Regions from separate parts of the Homo sapiens genome. Here region 2 is linked to region 1. A link is an interaction called in ENCODE POLR2A ChIA-PET data of the cell type or tissue named here. Cell type or tissue: MCF 10A. All regions are shown on one strand. Each heading gives the region's core, and the rest is flanking DNA. Links, peaks and the distances in the headings are about the cores only. Region 1 overlaps PIK3C2B (phosphatidylinositol-4-phosphate 3-kinase catalytic subunit type 2 beta). Region 2 overlaps PLEKHA6 (pleckstrin homology domain containing A6).

Region 1 (10,757 bases), core at 3,224-5,723:
ACTATGTAGACCATCAACCTGAGATCTTATGTAAAAGTTGGGCAGTGCTGCGTACATACATGTCTGGTGTGGGGCAAACTAAACTCACAGAGAAGCAGCTCAGTCCCCAGAACTATTTACTCTCTTTTATGCTTCCAAGCAGGCAACATATTCAATTCATATTTATTAATACTTCCTTAGCAACCAGAACCACAGAATACAACAGCCAAAAAGGAAACATGGACCACTATCCTTTGAAAAAAAAAATGGCTGGTAATTTTAATTGCTGTATTTGATTATCTCTTGTGAGTTTGGTCTTAGTTCATTTCTTTATTTCTGCTAAAACTCTGTAATAGATACCCCTGAAGTCAAGTACCAATTACAGAGGGAGGGTGGCAGTTATGAGCACTAGGGACAGCAGAAAAATCTTTAGGGAGCTGGGAGGAGACCAGCAGCTCCTCCTGCCTTACTGGGCCTGTTCAAGGAACAACCACTTCTTTTTTTCTTTTTTGAGACGAGTCTCGCTCTGTTGCCCAGGATATAGTGCAGTGGTGTGATCTCTGCTCACTGCAACCTCCGCCTTCCTGGGTTCAAACTATTATCCTGCCTCAGCCTCCCTAGTAGCTAGGACTACAGGCACATGCCACCACGCCCGGCTAATTTTTGTATTTTTAGTAGAGACGGAGTTTCACCATGTTAGCCAGGATGGTCTCAATTTCCTGACCTTGTGATCTGCCCGCCTCAGCCTCCCAAAGTGCTGGGATTACAGGCGTGAGCCACCACGTTCGGCACAACCACTTCTTTCTAGGAAGCCAAGAGGACCTCAGTTTCTGTTGTTTATCCTGTATTATTATCCATACCTCTGGAAAATCTCAATCCTATGAACTTCAGAAAAATGTATTAATAATAGAGGTCAGTTTCATAATACAGATCCAAGTAGGCAAATTTGTTACCAGAAGCCTGTTTCTTGTAAAGTGAGGCTAGTAATTCCTCTTTCAATGGATTGGTAAGAAAACTAAGTTTTCTCAGTGCCTAGCCTAGACAGAGTAGGAGCACAAAGATTAGCTAATATTCTTGTGTGGTTCTGCTTTACAGTCTTCAGTTGTTTCCTCATTGCCTGCAGAATAAAGGCTCTATGCAGCCTGCCCTCCCACTGTACTCTTCCAGCCTCCTCTGTCACTTGTCTTCATGCATGTTATATTCTAGGAACATTGGACTTACCTGTACTCCTTGCTTCCTGCCTTTACTCATGCTGTTTCTCAGCCAAGAAAAGCTTCACCTTTCCTGTTACATACCTACTCATCCTTCAAGATCCAATTCAAATGTCAGCTTCTCCTTGAAGCCTTCATTGACCTTTCCAGCCAGAATTAATGGATCCCTCACAGTACTTATATTATTCCGCTCTATTAGAGCACTTAACACATTGCATTACATATACCTGTAAGTATTCTCTCTTGCTGGTCCCTGAATTCCTTGAGGGCTGTATCCAACTATCTAGAAAAGTGGTTCCCAAAGTATGGTCTGGGCACCCCTGGGGATCCTCCTTTGAAACCCTTTCAGAGGGTCCTTAAGGCCAAAAATATTTCCATAATAATTCTCAGCTTTTTTAACTCTCATTTTCTCATGTATGTACAGTGAAGTCTTCTGGAAGATACATGGTGTGTGAACTGTCAACAGAATGAATGCAAAAGCAGATAGATACGAGATTCTAGCTGTTTTATATTAAGCCAGATACTAAAGACATTTGGAAAAAATGTAAGACAATGCCACTTTTCTCACTAAGCTTTTTATGTTTTGAAAAATAATTGAACATTACCAGCCTGGGCAACATGGCAAAACCCTGTCTCTACAAAACATACAAAAATTAGCCAGGCATGACGGTGCACGCCTGTGGTCCCAGCTACTCAGGAGGCTGAGGTGGGAGGATTGCTCAAGCCTGGGAGGCAGAGGTTGCAGTGAGCCAAGATTGTGCCACTGCACTCCATCCTGGGCAACAGAGTGAGATCCTGCCTCAAAAAAAAAAAAAAAATTAACATGTAATTGGTTATTTTTAAATGAATTTTAAAATTTTATTGTATTTTTCATTAAAGACAGAGTTTCATATGTTGCCCAGGCTGGAGTGCAGTGCGTATTCACAGGGGCAATCACAGCACACTATGGCCTTGAACTCCTGGGCTCAAGCAATCCTCCTGCTTCAGCCTCCCAAGTAGCTGGAACGACAGGTGCACACCACCACACCCAGCCTAAATGAACATTTTTCAGTTCCTCGGTCTTGAATTCATAAATAGGAAATATTGATAGCTATAAACCACATAAAGGTATAAAGATAGTTATTTGGGGTCCTTAGTAATTTTTTTTTGAGACAGGATCTTGCTGTATTGCCCAGGCTGGAGTGCAGTGGTGCAGTCACGGCTCACTGCACCCTTGATCTCCCAGGCTTAAGCAGTCCTCCCACCTCAGCCTCCCAAGTTGTTGGCATAGCAGGTGTGTACCACCACACCTGTTGTTTTTTTTTTTTCATTTTATTATTACATTTTTGAGATGGAGTCTTGCTCTGTTGCCTATGCTGGAGTGCAGTGGTGTAATCTCAGCTCACTGCAACCTCCACCTCCCAGGTTCAAGCGATTCTTCTGCCTCAGCCTCCCAAGTAGCTGGGATTACAGGCACCCACCACCATGCCCGGCCAATTTTTATATTTTTTTAGTGGAGACTGTTTCACCAGGTTGCCCAAGTTGGGGTTTTTTTTCTTTTTAGTAGAGATGAGGTTTTGCCATGTGGCCCAGGCTGGTCTCAAACTCCTGAGCTCAAGCAATTTGCCTGCCTCAGCCTCCCAAAGTGCAGGGATTACAGACATGAGCCAGCACACCTGGCTGGGGCCCTCAATACTTTTTAAGAGTATAAACTTTTTCCTGAGGCCAAAAAGTTTAAGAACCACTGAGGTAGTATGTTGACTGGTACATAATAGGTACCCAATAAATGTTTGTTGAATGAATGGAAGAGTAATAATACTTTAAAATAATGTCGTCTTCCTTAAGACCAAGCCTCTTGCATTCCACTCTCAACTTTGTCACTGACTGACACCACACACCCCTGAAAACAATTTCTTAAAACTTTCTTGAATGGAACTCCCCTTCCCCATGTAGTCATTGGATATATAATTTTTATTCTTCCTTATGTTAGAAGTTCTAAAGAGGGAAAATGCAATCATAAAGTATTTGGGCTAGGCATGGTGGCTCATGCCTGTAATCCTAGCACTTGGGAGGTGGGTCAATTGCTTGAGCCCAAGAGTTCAAGACCAGCCTGAGCAACATATGGCAAAACCCCATCTCTACAAAAAATTTGCCAGGTGTGGTGGTGTGCATCTGTGTTCCCAGCCACTCAGGAGGTTGAGGTGGGAGGATCACTTGAGCCCAGGAGGTTGAGGCTGCAGTGAGCTGAGAACATGCCACCACACTCCAGTCTGGGTGACAGACTGAGACCCTGTCTTGAAAGAAAAAGGGATGGAAGGAAAGAAAAGAAGAAAGAGGGAGGGAGGGAGGGAAGGAAGGAAGGAAACAAAGAGAAAAAAAGGAAAGAAAAGGAAGGAAAGGAAAGGAAAAGAAGAGAAAGGAAGAATGGGAGGAAGGGAGGGAATGGAAGGAAGGGAGGGAAAGGAAGGAAGGAAGGAAAGAAGGGAGGGAGGGAGGGAAAGAAAGAAGGAAAGAAAAGGAAGAAGGAAAGGAAAGGAAGGGAGGGAGGGAGAGAGGGAAAGAAAGAAAAAAAGGGAAGAAGGAAGAAGGAAGAAGAAAGGGAGGGAGGGAGGGAAAAGGAAGGAAGGAAGAAAGGAAAGAAAGAAGAAAAGGAAGAATGGAAGAAGGGGGGGAGGAGAGGGAAGGGGAGAGGAGGGGGACAGGAGTGTGGGGGGAGGGGAGAGGGAGGGGAGAGAGAAGGAAGGAAGGGAGGGAAAAGAAAGAAAGAACCTGAGCAACAGTCTACAAAAGTTTATGGAAAAAAAAAGTTTAAAAAATTAAAATATTTGAGAGCTGCCTCTGAGAATATGTGACTTTGCCTTGTTCGTCTCAGCTGGAAAAGTGTGACTCAGCCTTCCCAAGCCTGCTAGAGGGCAGAGGGAGGCCAGATCTGTACACAGAGATAACATGTTGCCAAGGCCGTGTGCAAGCTGGTGAAGACAAAAAGTCCTTCCATTGGCAAGCTGACTGGCACTTTGGCCGGAGAAAATTAAAACCTCAGTTAATTCTGTTTATTTTAAAAGACTTTGCCAGACTGAGGTAAAGGGTATATGGCTCTTGATTTTTTCGGAGTCACCACCAGCTCCAAAATCTGATATCGCAGTATCTCCCACTCTGGCTGCCGCCTCCTACCAATCCACACTGCCCTGATAACCCTATTCAGCTGCTGGTTAACTCCTCAGAGACCACAAACCATTGCTCTTACCACTTTTTGTGATCCATCACACTCTTCATTTCCCTCCTTACTCAGCATGAATTTCCATGATCCAGTATTAAAACTACCCCCTTGCCCTTCTACTCCCTGGCAAAACTCCAACCCTAGTTAAACCCAACTACTCACGCATTCTGCGCCTGCACCCTTGCAGCTAATCATTGCTTAAGAAGATCGCTCAGACATGCTGAGTGACTCACTTCATACTTGTGATCACAATCTCATCGACACCAGGCACTCCCACCACAGTTCCCTAGAAGCTTTGCTTCTCCTACACTCTGAGACTGTCTCACAATACTTCTTTCTTCAAATTTCCAGCATTTCCCATAAACACACATTCTCAGTTTATGATCACACTCATACTTCAAGAAAAAACAGATACAACTGGACATAAATCACCTCATCTTTCCCTGAACAAATCCACCGGCATCTGGACCCACATAATCTGCCTTCAATCCTGCCACAACCCAAGAAACCTCCTGGATGCCATCCCTCCATTTTCACTTAAGGAATTCTGACCTCTCTTATCCCTTCTCCCTAGTAACATACACGTTTCTCTCACTAATAGATCATTCACATTTACATAACTTAATATCAGCTATATTAAAAATAAAAAGACCACCCAGCATGGTGGCTTACGCCTGTAATCCCTACACTTTGCAGGGCCAAGGCAGGGGGCTTGAGCCAAGGCTTGAGCCCAAGTGTTCAAGACCAGCCTGGACGACATAGCAAGACCTTGTCTCTACAAAAATTTAAAAAATTCGCTGGGCGTGGTGGCTCACACCTGTAGTCCCAGCTACTCAGGAGGTTGAGGTGGGAGGACTGCTTGAGCCAACGAGGTTAGGGCTGCAGTGAGCCAAGAACACACCACCACCCTGCAGCCTGGGTGACAGAGCAAGACTCTGTCTCAAAAAAAAGTAAATAATAAAAAAAAGCCTTCCCTAGATACACACCCCTCCAAGCTTCTGCACCACCAGAGCGAAACCTCTCGAGAGTTGTTAGTGCTTATGGTCTCCACTTCCTCTTCACCTATACTCTCCCCAGCCTACACCAATGTGGCTTTCACCCCCACCACTCATTCAGGCAGCTCTTATCAAGGTCACCAAGACCACTTTGCTATGTTCACTCCTCTTGACTGTTAGGGGTTGAACTGTGTCCCCCAAAAGATAAAGTCCTAAAGATAAAGTACTAAAGTCCCCTTAGTACCTGTGAATGTGATCTTATTTGGAAATAGGTTCTTTGCAGATGATCAAGTTAAGATGAGGTCATTATGGTGGGCTCTAATCCAAGATGACAGCGTCCTTATAAAAAGAGGAGATTTGGACACAGACATGTGCATGCACAGGGAGAGAATGCCACGGCAATGTGAAGGCAGAGACTGGGTTGATGCATATATAAGCCAAGGAATGCCAGATTGCCAGCAAACCTCCAGAAGCCAGGAGAGAAACATGGAACAGACTCTCGCACAGCCCTCACAAGGAATCAACCTTGCAGACACCTTGATTTTGGACTTCCAACCTCCAGAAATACATTGCTGTTTAAGCCTCTCAGTTTGTGATACTTTGTTATGGCAGCCCCAGGACACTGATCATACTTTTCTTTAGGTTGCCAGGACACCATTGATCTGCTCCTCCTCCTCCTCTAAATGTTGGCCTCAATCCACCCACATGCCTCTCTAACCTGGGTGATCTCATCTCATTCCATGGAATTAAATGCCATCTGAATGCTGATGACTTCCATATCTAAACTTCCAGACTGACTTCCCTTGGGCTTCAGATTCCATTCTATTATTTCTCCACTTAGATTTCTATCACACGTCTCAAACTTATCACAATCAGTAGTCTTGATTCAGCTCTACTGAACCTACCTCCCCACTCCCAGTAATTCCTCCAGAGGACTCTTTGCCTACATTCTGAGGCTCCACACTGAGGAGTCAACCTCAACTCCCCTTTCCCTCGATTCCATATGCAGTCCATCAGCAAGTCCTGTCAGCTCTACCTTCAAAATATATCCAGAATTTGACCACTTTTACCATCCCCAAGCCACCATCATTTCCCTCCTAGACTACAATAGCCTCCTCTTCTGCTTCCATTCTTGCTTCGAACAGCAGCCAGAAGAATGATCCCTTAAAACATAAATTAGACATTACCGTTTTTCAGGTTTTTTTTTTTTTTTTTTTTAGATAAGAGTCTCTCTCTGTTGCCCAGGCTAGAGTGCAGTGGTGCCGTCTTAACTTACTGCAACCTCCACTTCCTGGGTTCAAGTGATCCTCCTGCCTGAGCTTCCTGAGTAGCTGGGATTACAGGCGTTCACCACCACACCTGGCTAATTTTTGTATTTTTAGTAGAGTTGGGGTTTCACTATGTTGGCCAGGCTGGTCTCGAACTCCTGACCTCAGATGATCCACCCGCCTTGGCCTCCCAAAGTGCTGAGATTAGAGCCATGGGCCACCGTGCCCGGCCCCTGCAGTTCCCTTTCTGAAAACCCCATCACCCTAAGAATAAAGCCTGAAGCTCTGATTGATTTTAACACTCAGATCAGATATCCTCTCTGAAGCCCACTCTGCCTGCCCCACCCCTTCTTATGCCACCTTGTCCGTATCACACTGCACTGTATTTATTTCCATGCCTGCCTCCCTTGAAAGACTGAGTTCCTTGAAGACAGGATCCACACCTTTGTTATCTGAGTAGCCACAGTACCGGACACCTCGCCTCACCCAGAGTAAGCCATTAGTGTTGTTTGTTGACACTTTAGACAAGTCCCAGCCACCAGAAAATTCTCTCCCAATTTAAAATGCTGCCTCATTTTTTCACCTTTCAAATCCAGTCTAATCTTTGCTCCCCAAATCTCGGCAAGCTGGGCTGCTTCATTTTTGTCACCTCTCTTTGAACTCAGAAATCTGGGCCCCCTGGGCTGCCTTTGTTTCTTTTCTCCTTGGGCAACCTCTCTCTCTCATTCCCCACCTCTCTCATTCCCATTCCCTCAGGAGGGTTCAGATTTCTACCTCATTTGGCCACGAAATTTCCTTCACTAAGACTCTTGGCAGATTCAAGTACTAACCTTTAAAAAGTCCATAGGGACTTGCCCAGAACTGCAGTGACACCTCAAGACCACTTAGAAATAAAGCAGTAACACTTCCTACTGTTTACTACTGAAAAATCCCTGGAAGCCCCCACAGAATTCCCCAGTATGAAACATGACTCCCCACTGGAGAGTTCTGAAGACTTCTGGGTACAATGCTTGAACAAGGGTCACTTCACTTCCATCCTGCACTTGGGGGATTCCCTTCTGGGCTATGGTTATGCTGTAGTGGCTTGATAGTTTTGAGGCATCTCAAGTTTCAGTTTTTTCTCCTATAAAATGGAGTTGGTCAAATATTTCTAGGTAGTAAACTTCTTTTTTTTTTTTTTTTAAGACAGTTTCGCTCTTTTTGCCCAGGATGGAGTGCAATGGCGCAATCTCAGCTCACTGCAACCTCCGCCTCCCGGGTTCAAGCGATTCTCCTGCCTCAGCCTCCCAAGTAGGTGGGATTACAGGTGCCCGCCACCACACCCAGCTAATTTTTTGTATTTTTAGTAGAGATGGGGTTTCACTGTGTTAGCCAGGATGGTCTCGATCTCCTGACTTCGTGATCTGCCTGCCTCGGCCTCCCAAAGTGCTGGGATTACAGGCGTGAGCCACCGTGCCTGGCCCTGGTAGTGAACTTCTTAAATGCAGAGAACTGTCTTAATTTACCTTGGTAAGCCCCAATCCAGTACCTAGAGTACAGGGCCCAGGATGCATTCAATACAATGTATTTTTTTATGAATGGAGGCATGCCACTAGGTAGCACTGGTAAGAACTGTAAATGTTTGTTGCAGAATTCATGAATGAGCCATACTTACTGTCCAGGGCAGTGGTAATGGAAGATGATATATATCATGTATAAAAAGCACCCGAAATACCAATTAGACCAACTTAAGGGATTGTATTAAACATTGCCTAGGAGGGGTTGCACAAGGTTTGGAGTGCAACAAACCTGGGTTCAAACTCCAAGACTTATTGGCTGTGTGCCCTTAGGCAAGTTACTTCATCCCTCTGAGCTTCAGTTTCTTCATCTGTAAAATGGGTAATGGTACACACCTGATCAAGTTGTTGTGAGGATAGATTTAGCTGACAAATGTAAAAATGGTCAGTGCAGTGCACTAGTGCATATAAAAGTTACCATGTGGTGGTATAAAAAACCACTATTATTATTTTCATCTCATACATCAGATGTTTCAATGTAAACATGTGAACATCAACCAATTTTTTTTTTTTTTTTTTTTTTTTTTTGAGACGGAGTTTCACTCTTGTTGCCCAGGTTGGAGTGCAATGGCACGATCTCGACTCACTGCAACCTCCACCTCCCTGGTTCAAGTGATTCTCCTGCCTCAGCCTCCTGAGTAGCTGAGGTTACAGGCGCATGCCACCATGCCTGGCTAATTTTTGTATTTTTAGTAGAGACGGGGTTTCACTATGTTGGTCAGGTTAGTCTCGAACTCCTGACCTCGGGTGATTCACCCACCTTGGCCTCCCAAAGTGCTGAGATTACAGGGATGAGCCACTCTGCCCAGCCAAACATCAACCAATCTTTAAAATGATAGTTTCAGCTGGGTGCAGTGGCTCACACCTGTAATCCCAACACTTTGGGAGGACAAGGTGAGAGGGTTGCTTGGACTCAGGAATTCAAGACCAGCCTGCGCAATGTAGCAAGACCTTGGCTCTACTAAAAATTACTTTTAAAAATTATGGGAGGCTGAGGCGGGTAGATCACTTGAGCCCAGGAGTTCAAGACCAGCCTGGGAAACATAGCAAAACCCTGTCTCTACAAAGAATAAAAAAAAATTAGCCAGACATGGTGGTGTGCACCTGTGGTCCCAGCTACTGGGAAGGCTGAGGTGGGAGGATGGATGGAGTCCGGGAGGTGGAGGTTGCAGTGAGCCTAGATCTCACCACTGCACTCCAAGCCTGGGCGACTGAGAGAGACCCTGTGTCAAAAAAATAAATAAAATTATAGTTTCATTTTTTTCTCAAATGTCATTTATTAGAAAATACAATTCCCGAGAAAGGAGATACAAGGGATTCTGGGAAGTGGGAAGTAAACAGTACACAGATCTCTTTAAATCAGGAGCATATAGGTCATAATAAAATGAGCTACAGGCACAAAGCCAGTAACACATTTATGGTCCGTTCATCTGGAAAAGTTTCACCGCCCACTCCCCACTCCTCTTCCCCCTCCTGGAAGCAGCCAGCTTTATCCTTGGCATTTTAATTTTAGAGAAAATTTAAACTTCCATGCTGCCCTGTGGCTTCGGTCAATGGAGCTTCTTTCTCCAGTTATGGAATGAGTCAGCAAAACGGGGAGTTTCTGATCCTTGGAATTAGGGAGGGACAGTTTACAGAATGTCCTCATTTCACTCTTTTCCCAATCATGGGAAATATCCAGCCAATTCTGGTTTTAAAGATTCATATCAAATTCAAAGTCCCTCCCTCCTTTTGGCGAGGAAGACAACCCTTTGGAGCGAAACACAAAAGAGCAAATGTAAAATCCATCTGGGGCGGGGCATGGTGGCTCACGCCTGTAATCCCAGCACTTTGGGAGGCCAAGGCAGGCAGATCACGAGGTCAAGAGATCGAGACCATCCTGGCCAACATGGTGAAACCCCGTCTCTACTAAAAATACAAAAATTAGCTTGGCGTGGTGGCACATGCCTGTAATCCCAGCTACTCGGGAGGCTGAGGTAGGAGAATCGCTTGAACCCGGGAGGCAGATTTTGCAGTGAGTCGAGATCATGCCACTACACTCCAGCCTGGCGACAGGGCGAGACTCCGTCTCCAAAAAAAAAAAAAAAAATCCATCTGGTAGGGAATAAAGAATATGAAGAGATAAGGGAGTCAGTCTCAGTCTCTCCCTTCGGGCTCCTGAGCTTAGCTCCAGGGGAATAATCACCACTCCAATCCAGCCTCCTACTGACCAAAGAAAAATCATGGGGCAAAAAACAACAGTTTTGATGGAATCCCCCACCCCATGCCCCTTTCCTTCAGATAGGGCATCCCTTTGGCTCCAGACTAAATAGGTTTATGGCCCCACAGAATGAGGAAAAGTCTTATAAAAAGGGTGACAGAAATGGAGTTTGGGAGGGAAGCAGCACAGCAGAAAGAAGTGGGGAGTGATGGATGGGGAATGCTTTCCAGAGGCTACCTAGCAAGCAGTCAGTAGCATCTGCAGCCTAGGGACCTCTTCCCAGGGCCAAGATGCTCTTGGGTGAAACTACATCTAAGGACTGAGTCAGTATTTTGTCCCACCAGAGACAAAT
Region 2 (11,339 bases), core at 4,568-7,067, 120 kb before region 1:
AAGTCCTTGTTCTCTTGGGGCCCACTAGACCTGAGAAAGGGAATCTCATTGCCCCTAGAGCAAATTATAGGACAAAAGAGCTGCTCATCCTGAGCACCTTCGGTTCTTCAGGGAAGCGCTCCTTCCAAAGGCTGCCTGCTCATCTGAAACCCTCACCCCATTTTAGAGGCTTAGATTCAGCTGGGGAGGACCCACAGCCCGAGAAGGAAAACAAACCAACAGATTATGCTTCTAGGTGGCCACAGCAGGCCAAGCCAAGGGCAGGGTGGCCAAAGGTCAAGCAGCAGTCAGACTGAGCCAACACGAGCCTCCTGTGACAAAGCCAGAGCCAGAGCAGGGCAATTTTCTAACTATAAACGGAAACTCAAGAAGCTCCAAACCGCACAAACACACGTGGGAAGATGAGGGTAAGGCACAGAAGCTACGGGGTGCACGCACACAGAGGAAGGGGCTTCATGACGTGCAGGCAGGGGACCAAGGAAGGGCATATGTGTCAGTGTCGTGGATGCAGCAACAGATCTGGGTTTCTGGGGTCCTGGAGCTTATACAATTTGTGGTGGGAGGGGCGTGGTCCTCATTAAGGAAAAGACTATAGGTACAAATTTGTGTGTTAGATATGGCCTTGGAAGGGGCCAGTGCAAGTGCATCCTCCTCCCCATGTGGATTTCTGAACACTGGTGCACACTCACATGCGTGTGTTTCGTGGCCTCCTGGTTCCCGTCTCAGCACTATTTCTCTTTCCTCTCACACAGTGCTTTGCCTGATTTTTTTTTTTAATGGTAGAGAGCATGAATTAAAGCCCCCACATCTTGGAATTCAATTCCTCTCCAACACATGTGATGGGCATTTAGATTTTGCATGCCTTCCCCTACCCTCCTCCAATGCCCTGCACCATCATCACTATCTACCAGAGCAGAGTCCCTCCCCACTCCCCTACTCGCTTTGCTGTGGGTAGCCCCACCTTCCCCAAAGGGCATTGCAGCGGCCCTCTAAGCTGCCAGAAGGGTGAAACCACAGCTCCCCCCAGCTGCCTGGCCCCTTGCATTCCAGCCCTGCACCCAGAGTTTGACCTTCTCTGTGGCTGGCTGCAGACGTGCTCTGTGTTACAGAAATAGTCCAGCTCCTGAGCCCCTCCAGGCCTCCCTCTGCTTCACTCAGAGACACCCCCACCTCACTGGCTCCAAAAGAGTCAGGCAGGATCAGAGAGAAGTGCTCCGTTCTCCAGCCTCCTCCCACACACTACTCAGAGCAGAGAGTGGGGCCTGCCTGTTCCCCTCCTTCTCCTTCCAGCCTCAGTACTCTGTGTCTGCAGAGAGCGTGGACGGAAATGAGAGGTTTGAGGCATCGCAGAGTGAAGGGGAGCAGAAAGAAAAAGCCTGCAGTACCATGGAAAGCTTATGCAATTTGACCTGAAGAAAGGAGTTCAGATTTAGGAACATGGCTATTACCACCATAACCAGAGAGCCACCGTACCCATCCCTGCAGATTTCTTTTTTTAAACTACCAGCTCCATGGAGAGAGAAAGGAAAAGAATTTAGTGACAACAGTAGAGATAAAATCCGAATCAGATGGAGAAAGTCACTAACTAACATATCCTTCTTCCTAGAAAGAAAAATCTCCTGGCTCTAACATTTGTCTTTGATGTGACATTTAACTCCTAAACACTACCTTCTGGTAGGAAAATACATGGATACATGGAGTGTCTAAATGTAAATTTCTCTTGTTGGAAAGTCTCAAGACAAAGACTAATCCTCGTCCCCCTTTAAGTTTTCTCTTTCCAACAAGAAATTCTACTGGGTGTAAGGCACTGGGCCTTAGCACATGGCTACAAAGGACAAGGTCGCTGTCCTGGGGGAGTTGATATCAGGCAGTCTTTTCTCCTGTTCACCTGGGGTAGAACTGTTTGGTTCCCCAGTTGGTCAGAGAGAAAAGGAAGGATGGCTGGGAAGTCACAATGCCTGGATTAGAATCCTGACTCTACTCCATACTAGCAATGGGACTTTGGACAAGTTATTCAATCTCTCTATGCCTCAGTTTCCTCATCGGCAACAGGGGGGGTGGGTAACAGTTTCTACTTCATAGGATTTATTGTGAGGATTAAGTGACTTAATTCACATAAAATGCCTAAAACGATGCCTGTTACACGTTCGTGGTTATCATTGTCTCAACCCCCCAGCTTGTGGAACCACCAGAAACATCGGAACTGAAATTCAGTCCCCTCTACATTGCTAACTATGAGCTGTTTCTTATCAGAGATCCAAAAGGATTTAGGGTTCTTTGCAGGTTTTGGTTGCCCAACCTCCACAAGGTCCATCAATGTGAGTGATAGAGGGAAGACGGCATCTTGATCTAGGACCCCTTTGCTGTCCTCCCCCTACTCCTCATATCTCTCCCCATTGACTTGCCTGAACCTCCACACCTTTCTCATGGTTCACAATTGGCTCTGGTCCCATGGAGCCAGTAGTTGGAAAAGAAGAATCTAGAGGAGTGCTCTTGGGCATTTCCACAAGTAGTCAGACATGTGTCTCTTCTCCTCAGGGGTTCACTTCGATGAAGAGCAGCAGCCAGTCAAAAATGCTTCCAAATCCCATAGAGCCTGGCCCAAGCCCTTGTCTTCTCATGCAAAAATAGTTTCATATTCACTAATTCAATCCTAACCTAAGCAAGATGGTGGGCCTGAGTCTTCCTTGTGAGCCCCAGATGGAATGAGGGACAATGGATGGATTCAGTTACATCATGAAAGACTGAATTTAGAAACAATGAGCTTTCCAACAGTGAGACTTTTCAATGTTGACTCCCTAGTGTCAAATGGAACAATCAAACCATTTATGAAAGACTTTACTAAAAGGGTAGAGTGGTACCTGAGGAGGGGTCGGGGACTGAATGGCCTTCAAGGTCCAGGTTCCGGGTCTTTTCTGCACATGGAGAATGGCAATGACACACAGCCATGCCCCAGGTTCCATCAGTCAGACTACCCTGCTCCTTGCTAGGCCTTGCCCGTCCTCATGCCAGGCAGGAGAAGAGCCAAGCGAGAGGAGTTGGGGTGTGTAAACTCTCTAGGCCAGACTCCCCTAGGCTTGGAGGTCCAAGAAGGGCTAATGTGCAACAGAAAGTACTAACCCATTTCTAGAAACTGGCCCCATCCCTAGATCCATGGTTAAGGAAATAACCATGTGCCTAAACCCTACCCACTCTTGTGGTTACATGGGGTAGCCACCTGATCTCAGCTCAGCCAAAATCCCTCCCCAGGGATGGGAACAGAGATGGAGAGAAAAAAGAGGCCAGCCCTTCTCCAGGCAATTCTATTGGTGATGTGCACAGGAAGGAGCTGCTTTTCCATCTTTTCTTTCCTATAGACTGACCAGGAAGCTGAAAGTCCTCTCTGCAATGAGAGAAGTGAATGAGCCAGCACACAGAGAGGGGCAAAGACCATATCTGTGGCATTCAGCTTCTTGCTTCTAGTCCATTCTTGTGATCCAGCCATTTCTTTGACCTTGAGTTCTGAGAGACACCCCAGCTCCCTTATAATTAAATCCCCTCTGGGGCTTCAGCTGCTTTGAGTAGTCAGTAACTTGTACCCAGAAGTCACAAATTAATCCCAGAGGAAGGGACAAGATAATTTCCAGAGGACCCAAAGTCTCCATCTAGACTTTGCACACATGGTTGGTATGAGGAAGAAAAGGAAAGCAAACAGGAGGAAGAAGGGAAAGCACTGGGAATTTTGTCTAAAGACAGCAGAAAAGGGTGCTGGGAGGCTGTCACCAGCCTAGACACCAGGCCATCTGAGAGGACAGGAAGAAAGAGGAGGGTCAGAGAAAGCAGGTGAGCTTCCTACTGCCCAGTGCAGAAGAGCCCCTGGGATGTTTAAGAGGGAGCTGGCAACAGAAGTGGGGTGTGTCATATAGGTGAGCTAAGGTCCATAGGGAAGGTGGCAGGGGAGGACTGCTGACCGAAGGACTCAGGGAGCTCTGAGCCGGCAGCCAGCAAGCTGACACAGCTTTGAGACATTTTCCCAGAGGACAGCCATTATTGAGGGGAGAAAACATCTCGCATTCTTTCTCCTGCACTTTCCAAAGCAACGTGGGTCTTCTACTGTCTTAGGGCCTCACAGTTCTCTCAGGCTAAGAGGTTTAACCTGCCCCCTCATGTCTTCTTTAGAAAGGCCTACTTCCCTGGCACCAATTCCATGAGCTAATGTCCCCTTTAAGAATATTTTTTGCCCCATCTGTTCTCTAGTTGGCTGGAGCAGATGTTCTTTGTTCCTGTGGAAACTAACCTACCACCCTTCCTAATGGGTGTCTCCCTAGTGAAGCACAGGCCACTCCCCTGCCAGAGCAGCCGGCCCTTCTACTGCTTGGAGTTCACTGATGGCAGGCTCCTCACCACAGAGGAACACCATGGACACATGTGCCTGAATATTAAGAGTCCAGATCTTGCCTGACCTAGAGATGACCCAGAAATGGCAGCCGCCATCTGACAGTACTTAGAAGATAGAAGAGGGAGGTTATCTATGCCATTGCCCAGACAACAGACCAGGGTCCATCTTTCCAATGATGTGTTAACAGCAGGGTGCATCTTCAGCAGATTGAATTAGTGCTTCCTTTGACTGTTTTTTCATATCACTAATGAAGACCAGAGAGACTCCCTAATTGAATTCTCCCTATTTCAAGCTGCTCATCACTCTCAAGCTTACCCAGGGCTCATGATCCTTGAGGACAATCCTTCTCTCAAGACAGGTCCCCACTCAAGGGAACACTTCTCCAGCCATGCAATGCGTGGGGAAGCAGGAAGCACTGTGCATTTCACTGGCTCTGTATGGGGGTTTCTTCCACTGCAGATAATGCATCTCTCACTAAATCCAACTTGACCCCATTTGTTCTTGGCTCTCATAGCCCCGACAAAGCCAGCTGGATTCTTCTTGTAAGCCACAAAGTTGACTGAAATTTAGCTTCCTCTCTTCTGAGCCATTAGCCTACTGGGATCCCAGAAGTCAATGTATAAATAAGAACAAGCCAATAAATGATCCCTATCAGATGTCCAGAAAGTACCCCCCTAATCAGAGAAGATGTCAAAGTCAGAGCTCCCCGTGCCCACCCTTGAGTTGTCTTCATTCATTCTAAAGAGGTATTACCTTGGAGGAAAAGCCTAGCTCTGCAGGCAGACAGACCTGGATTGGAATGACAGCTCAGCCCACTTATCAGCTGAATGTCAATGGACAAGTTATTGATCCTCTCTAAACCCTAGCTTTCTCATCTGTAAAATGGGAAGACCAATTCCTACCTTACAAGACTATATGAGGCAATACAGAGCCGCAATGCTTTCATAGCATTCCAAAACCTACAAATGTCTGAACTGAAAGTTTTGTCCTAACTGGCAGCAAAACTCAACCTGACTTGAGCATATTTAGCTGCAAACTGCGACCTGAACTGGCAAGAGACTCTTTACAGCCTTTATTTATCCCACTCATGTGACGCTCTCAGTCTGGCTGCAGGATATTAATATGTTTGATTATGGAGCTGCTCCAGATCCTACTGAAGGTTTTATGTAATAAACAATGTGTACCACTTTACCATTCTAAAATCCATAGGCCCCAAAGATTTCAGATAATGAAGTATAGAGCTATACAAGCCACCTCTCTAGCTCCAGAAGACAGGAGTTTCAGCAGAGTCACCAGAGTTATTTAAGCTAAAGATGCTGACAGCGAGTCAAAGCACTTGCCTCATCACCAGTCTGGAGAGTCTCTGGGTTCCTGCAGCCTGGAGCTGGCTCCTGGGAATGCATGTTGGCATGGGACAGGGGAGAGGATTCAAAGAACAGCTCATCAGCCTACAGCAATCTGCTGCATTTCTACGCTGAATAGAGCTGGCGGAGGCAATGTGTTATTTGGTTGGACTTCAGGTATAGACATGCCCACAGAGTCCAAACACGCCACCCAAGTCCCCACCTCATTGGGCTTCCAGCCCTCTCTCCACCCTACCACCACCCCATGGCTTCATCTGTACCACTTACTCCCTAGGGCCATTCCCAGGGGATAAATGACAGAGCTGTGGGGGAAACAGAGAGAAGGGGGGCTTGAGTTTATGAGGAATTGAAGGAAGGAATTCCAATTGTGAGGGGGATGATGATGATGGGACATTAGGGTGAGAAACAAACATATCAACACACAGCCGAACAGGTTTGGCATGTTTCTCCTGATGCTGTTTCATGGCCTCAGGAGGCTTTTAAAATGGGAAACCAGCCCTGGTCAGTAACAGTGAAAAATGTTGGGCAATTCTCAGATCTCTTGGCTCTAGTCGTACATTTTAGGGACTTACTGATGATTATTATGGACTCAACCCACTCTAAGGCACAGTCGTCCAAGTGGACTTCTCAATTCTGACCTTGGACCTGCTATCTTGAGAAGACCTAGTCCATCCTGCCACCTTCAGCCACTTTTCCAACAGGCATACGACTGTTGGGCAGTAGACCTGCAGTTCAGAAAGAGGTTGTGGATGCTTCTTTTCTTGGAGTGATAACATCTACATGAAATTCTTAGAAACGCCCTACTGTGTATCACATGGAGACCTGAGGCATGCAGAATTAAACAAAGAGGATGGTGGCAATCAAATTCAATTCCCTCATGTTACAAATGAAGAATCTGAGGCCCAGAGAGAAGGATTGAGTTTTCCAAGACCATGAAGCAAGTTAGAGACAAAGCTGGCCCTGGAGTCCAGGTATTGCTTTCCATAATCTCACCATGATAAGGAGGGGGACATCTTCAAAAGTCCAGGAATATCCTTGTTGACCTTGCATGTGTCATGTTGCCCAGGCTGGTCTTTGCATTCAGGAAAAGCCATGCTGCATGATTAACGCCTTCTTCCTTCTGGCTTGAACATCTCAGAAGAGATTCTAATCTCTAAGAATTTAGCTGTACTCCCTAATGCTGTGTCCCAAACTTATGCAAAGTTAAGAAAAGATCCTCCTTGGGGAAAGCCTCCTTGGGGAAAGCCACCACTGGAGGGGACCAGAGGTGGGCTAAGAAAACCACTGCCAGCCGGGTACAGTGGCTCACGCCTATAATACCAGCACTTTGGGAGGCCGAGGCGGGCAGATTACCTGAGGTCAGGAATTTGAGACCAGCCTGACCAACATGGAGAAACCCCATCTCTACTAAAAATACAAAATTATCTGAGCGTGGTGGCGCATGCCTGTAATCCCAGCTGCTTGGGAGGCTGAGGCAGGAGAATTGCTTGAACCCAGGAGGTGGAGGTTGTGGTGAGCCGATATCAAGCCATTGCACTCCAGCCTGGGGGACAAGAGCAAAACTCCATCTCAAAGAAAAAGAAAAAGAAAAAGAAAAAGAAAACCACTGCCTGTCACCATCATTCATCTGCCCAACCCTAGGTGGAGCCATCAGATGAAGCACGGAGGGGTCTAACCTGAAGAAGCTCCTCAAGTGGCAGCTATCTTTAATTTACACTTCTTGGATCCTTTTCTTTCTTTCCCCCCTCTGCTAGTTTGAACAGCCCCATGGTATCCATCATCAGTCACAGGTTCAGGCTTTCCTGCATCACCGTTCTTAAGGGCTATGCTGCTGGACTGACCCATCACTATCTAGAAACTGTCTGGAAAAGAAAATCTCACACACCTTGGCCTGGTCTTCCAGATCGGAGCCAATCTTCCCTTTAGTCATTTTCCCTATGCCTCTTTGCCCTGAGAAAGCTCGAGAATCTGCCACCCTCTCACCCTCTCCCCACAGTTGAACAACCTTCCTAATTTAGGAATCTTAACCACTTTCCTAGGCTAGGAGGGCTCTTATTTCAGGACATGAAAATGGGATGAAAAAATCAGAAAGTTTTCTTATATAAAGAAGTCCTGGGTATCTGCTTTTAGGAAAAGTGTCCTAGAATGAACCTCAAAAAAGAGCATCTAGTTCAAGTCCTAGGGTGGTTTCAAACTGAGTTTTTCCTAAAAGCTTTTGCTCATACAAGTCTGCATATATGTGCACACCAACCATGTGTCTCAGATTCTGGCAGCTGGGCACCTGTCTGGGGTTTCCCACATATTTGTTGTAATTCCAGGTCTGAATCCTCAAAAGGTAGAAGACTCAGACACTCTAATACCCCCAGGAGCCTCCAAATTTACAAAAGCTCCAATCTATATTATTTTGGGGTACGGGGGTGGTGGTGAGACAAGAGTCTCACTCTATTGCCCAGGCTGGAGTACAGAGGCGCAATCACGGCTAACTGCAACCTCTGCCTCCTTGGCTCAAGCGATCCTCCTGCCTTAGCCTCCTGAGTAGCTGGGACTGTAGGCGTGTGTCACCATGTCTGGTTAATTTTTGTATTTTTTTGTAGAGACGGGATTTCACCGTGTTGCCCAGGCTTGTCTTGAACTCCTGAGCTCAAGCGATCTGCCCGCCTCAGCCTCCCAAAGTGCCAGGATTACAGGTGTGAGCCACTGTGCCAGGCTTAGCCTATATTCTTGAGAGTTCAAGAAGACCCACCATTTCAAAAATTGATATCAAGATTTTTAAATGTTCTTGACTTCAACCACCCAGTTAACAACATGTTTCTCACACTATTCCCAAAATCCAATCCACAGATCTCCTTGCTCTTTTCCAAAGATAGAAGACGACCTCCCTCATTTCCAAAAGGTGACTGTAGGAATAAGAATGCGCAAGTCCTAATCCCAAAGCCCTGCTATCCCTGCTATTCAGGACAAAGGGGAAGAGGAAGTGAGAGTACATTCCTTCACCGGGGGCCTGACCCTGGAGGTAGAAACCTCTCACAAAGTAAGAATGGAGAAAGACTCAATATGTTTATCAGTTTATCACATTCTAAAGACCCGCAGGGAAAGATGGTAGTGACAAGATCAGAATTCAAGTTTTCAGAAATCTGCCCCAAAAGTGGCCTTATCAGGGACAACCAATATAAGATTGTCAACTTTTAATTTTGCTAAATAAGGATATTTTAAAAGCCTGATTACCATCTACTCTCACCATCAGCTCTGAAAAAGGATAAGCTAGTAAATATTTCAGCACATCTCCTGCCCCTAAAAGATGTCTTCTAATACATTTTGCTTTCTGAAAAAAATTGGTAAATTTTCCCTATTTTTCTTATTTTACCTCAGACTGGTGAAAACTCTGTCACAGACCAAAACTTGGGAATCACTGGGCCAGAAGACAGCTCCATGTCCCTTTTAGCTTGAGCCTAAAAATTAAGAGAAAGATCCTACGCTTTTGGGATTCAGACCTTCTAGAAAACCTGAGTAGGGCAGGTATGGAAGGGAGGGGGAAATTAATACACATACTATTCTTTACTTATATTAAAGGCACTCTGTCAATTACAAGGCACTGAACAAACATTGGTTGTTATTTTATAAAGCAGGTGTCCAGTGAGCATCTACCACCCTACTGAAACCTCTTAAATTTCTGTGAGCCCCTGAATTTTACCATATCCTCGCCTGTTCAAATAATTCAGGGACAATAGAGAAGAAGGCAATCTACTCCAAGTCAAGAATTACCTGAGGAAAAAAAGTATGCCTCTGGTGCGTGGTAGAGAGCATCAAATTGGCAACGTAACAGAGACATAGACCCAGTGATGCCATTTCAATTGCACGATGAGGGGGCCCAGAGAGGACTGGTTCCATACCAGGGAGCAGTTTTCCACTCTGCCTTCCCTATCACTGCTTCTTTCTCATTACTCTGATGCAGAAAGTATGGGGGATGAACAGGTAAAGGAAAGTGCGTGCATTGCTGGGCAGTGGGGTAGAGGGAGGTGCATGCAGTACTGCGGCACGCTGGATTAGGAGTTGGATTCTAATCCATCCCTCCTGCTGACTAACCATAGCAGCATCTTTTGGCTCCAGTTTCCTCATCTATATTGTAGGAATATTTTTCCCATCTTCCCTACAGGATTGCAGGTAAACTGAGAGACCCTTGAAGGCAGATCCAGTTCTTTTCCATCTCTCTATACTCAAAATCTAGCACACTGCTTAGGGAAGAAGAGGGATCAGTAAACACCTGCTAAATTGAGCTAGAATGGGAGTGTGGGTATGAAAGCACACTTGGTCTGAGCTGCAAAGCACTGTACAATTGAACAAAAGGAAGAAATTATGACACTCTTTTGGCCAAAATTATGCACAGCAGCATCTACCAACTACATAAAGATGCTATGAATTCTATTTGGAAGTAGGTGGTGACATAAATAAAAAAATGTTTAATGCCCATAGTTTCAAAAATAACCAGACTGTACAACCTATTAATTGTATTGCCTAATAAATGGCTGTGTGATTGCCTTCTAAATTCCATTGTACTATATGATTTCTTAGGCTTAAAATGTATTTTTGTTGCACTTTGCCCATCCCGCATCACCTCTCATACATTTCTCCCACTATATTCAGAAGTCAGTAGGCAAACGGTGGTTTTCTCACCTATTCTGGATTATATCGACATTGAGAGTTGAGATCACTTGCCTGGCTGCAGCTTTGGAATGTGTCAGAGTTTAGGACTCCCCAATCCCTCTTTTTGTTCCTTTCCATCCACCCCATATTCTTTCTCTAGCTTTCTCCACCACATTCCTCCTCCAATGTATATCTCACCACCCCAAATCTGCTTTTCAAAAACCACCTCCAGCCTCTGGCTCTGTCCCATTGAGTCTGGGCCACCCACCATTCCTGCGAGATCCTGCCTCACAGCATGTGCTGCCCACAGGACCAGTGACTGCTCAGATGGCAGCCAGGCCAGGCTGCCCACCCACCAGCCCCTGTACAAGGCAGTTCTCTGATCTCTGCTCCTTGCCACCAAGAAACACCACACAAACCCTAGGAAGACGGGGCCACATTCAGCCAGCCTTACCCACCATCCACCAATCACCTGTCTCGCCCAAATTTCTGCTTTCAGGCAAAATGCCAATTCCTCCTCCCCCTCTTCCAAGGCTTTGGCCTCCATCCTGCCCAATTCTGAGGCACTGAGAAGAAAGTGCTCCTGCCACTTGCCCCTCATAGCTTTGATCCCTTGGGTTGGTTCAAGCTAATTTCACATGGAGACCATGCTGGAATGCATAAGGATCTCACCTTCCCAACAGACAGCTTTACAGGTAGATTTATAAGAAATGTTCCAGGACATAAAGATAACAACAGTAGATAGATACCGGGGACTCCAAAATGGGGGATAAACCTATTGGGTACTATATTCACTATTTGGGTGACTGGTTCAACAGAAGCCCAAACCTCAGCATTATGCAATATATCCACGTAATGAACCTGTACATGTACACCATCCCCCACCATCTAAAATTAAAAAAACAAGTGTTCTAAGCACCTACAAAATCCAGGGCTTACCCTAGGGGCATCAGTCC

Evidence for each region. ChIA-PET counts read pairs that join two places held together with the same protein. Peaks named below come from ENCODE experiments on the same cell type or tissue, not always from the same donor. Only the 100,000 strongest peaks of a DNase experiment are listed, where the experiment ranks them.
Region 2: POLR2A ChIA-PET joins it to region 1 with 5 read pairs; 2 of 35 experiments call an interaction of 5 or more read pairs at or near these places.

The regions. Positions count from the first base shown.
Region 1 is chr1:204,413,171-204,423,927 of GRCh38, forward strand. PIK3C2B (phosphatidylinositol-4-phosphate 3-kinase catalytic subunit type 2 beta) reads right to left here. Exons shown (of 33, transcript NM_001377334.1): 33 at 9,463-10,757. Among named protein-coding and RNA genes, the nearest start is that of PPP1R15B, 6.7 kb to the left of the region's middle. In MCF 10A, for the core only: no CTCF peak of the experiment used is centred there; DNase peaks (open chromatin) are centred at 4,091 and 4,561.
Region 2 is chr1:204,295,564-204,306,902 of GRCh38, forward strand. The region is part of intron 1 of PLEKHA6 (pleckstrin homology domain containing A6); the gene reads right to left. Among named protein-coding and RNA genes, the nearest start is that of PLEKHA6, 59 kb to the right of the region's middle. RefSeq lists enhancers at 1-656, 8,364-8,984. In MCF 10A, for the core only: no CTCF peak of the experiment used is centred there; a DNase peak (open chromatin) is centred at 5,838.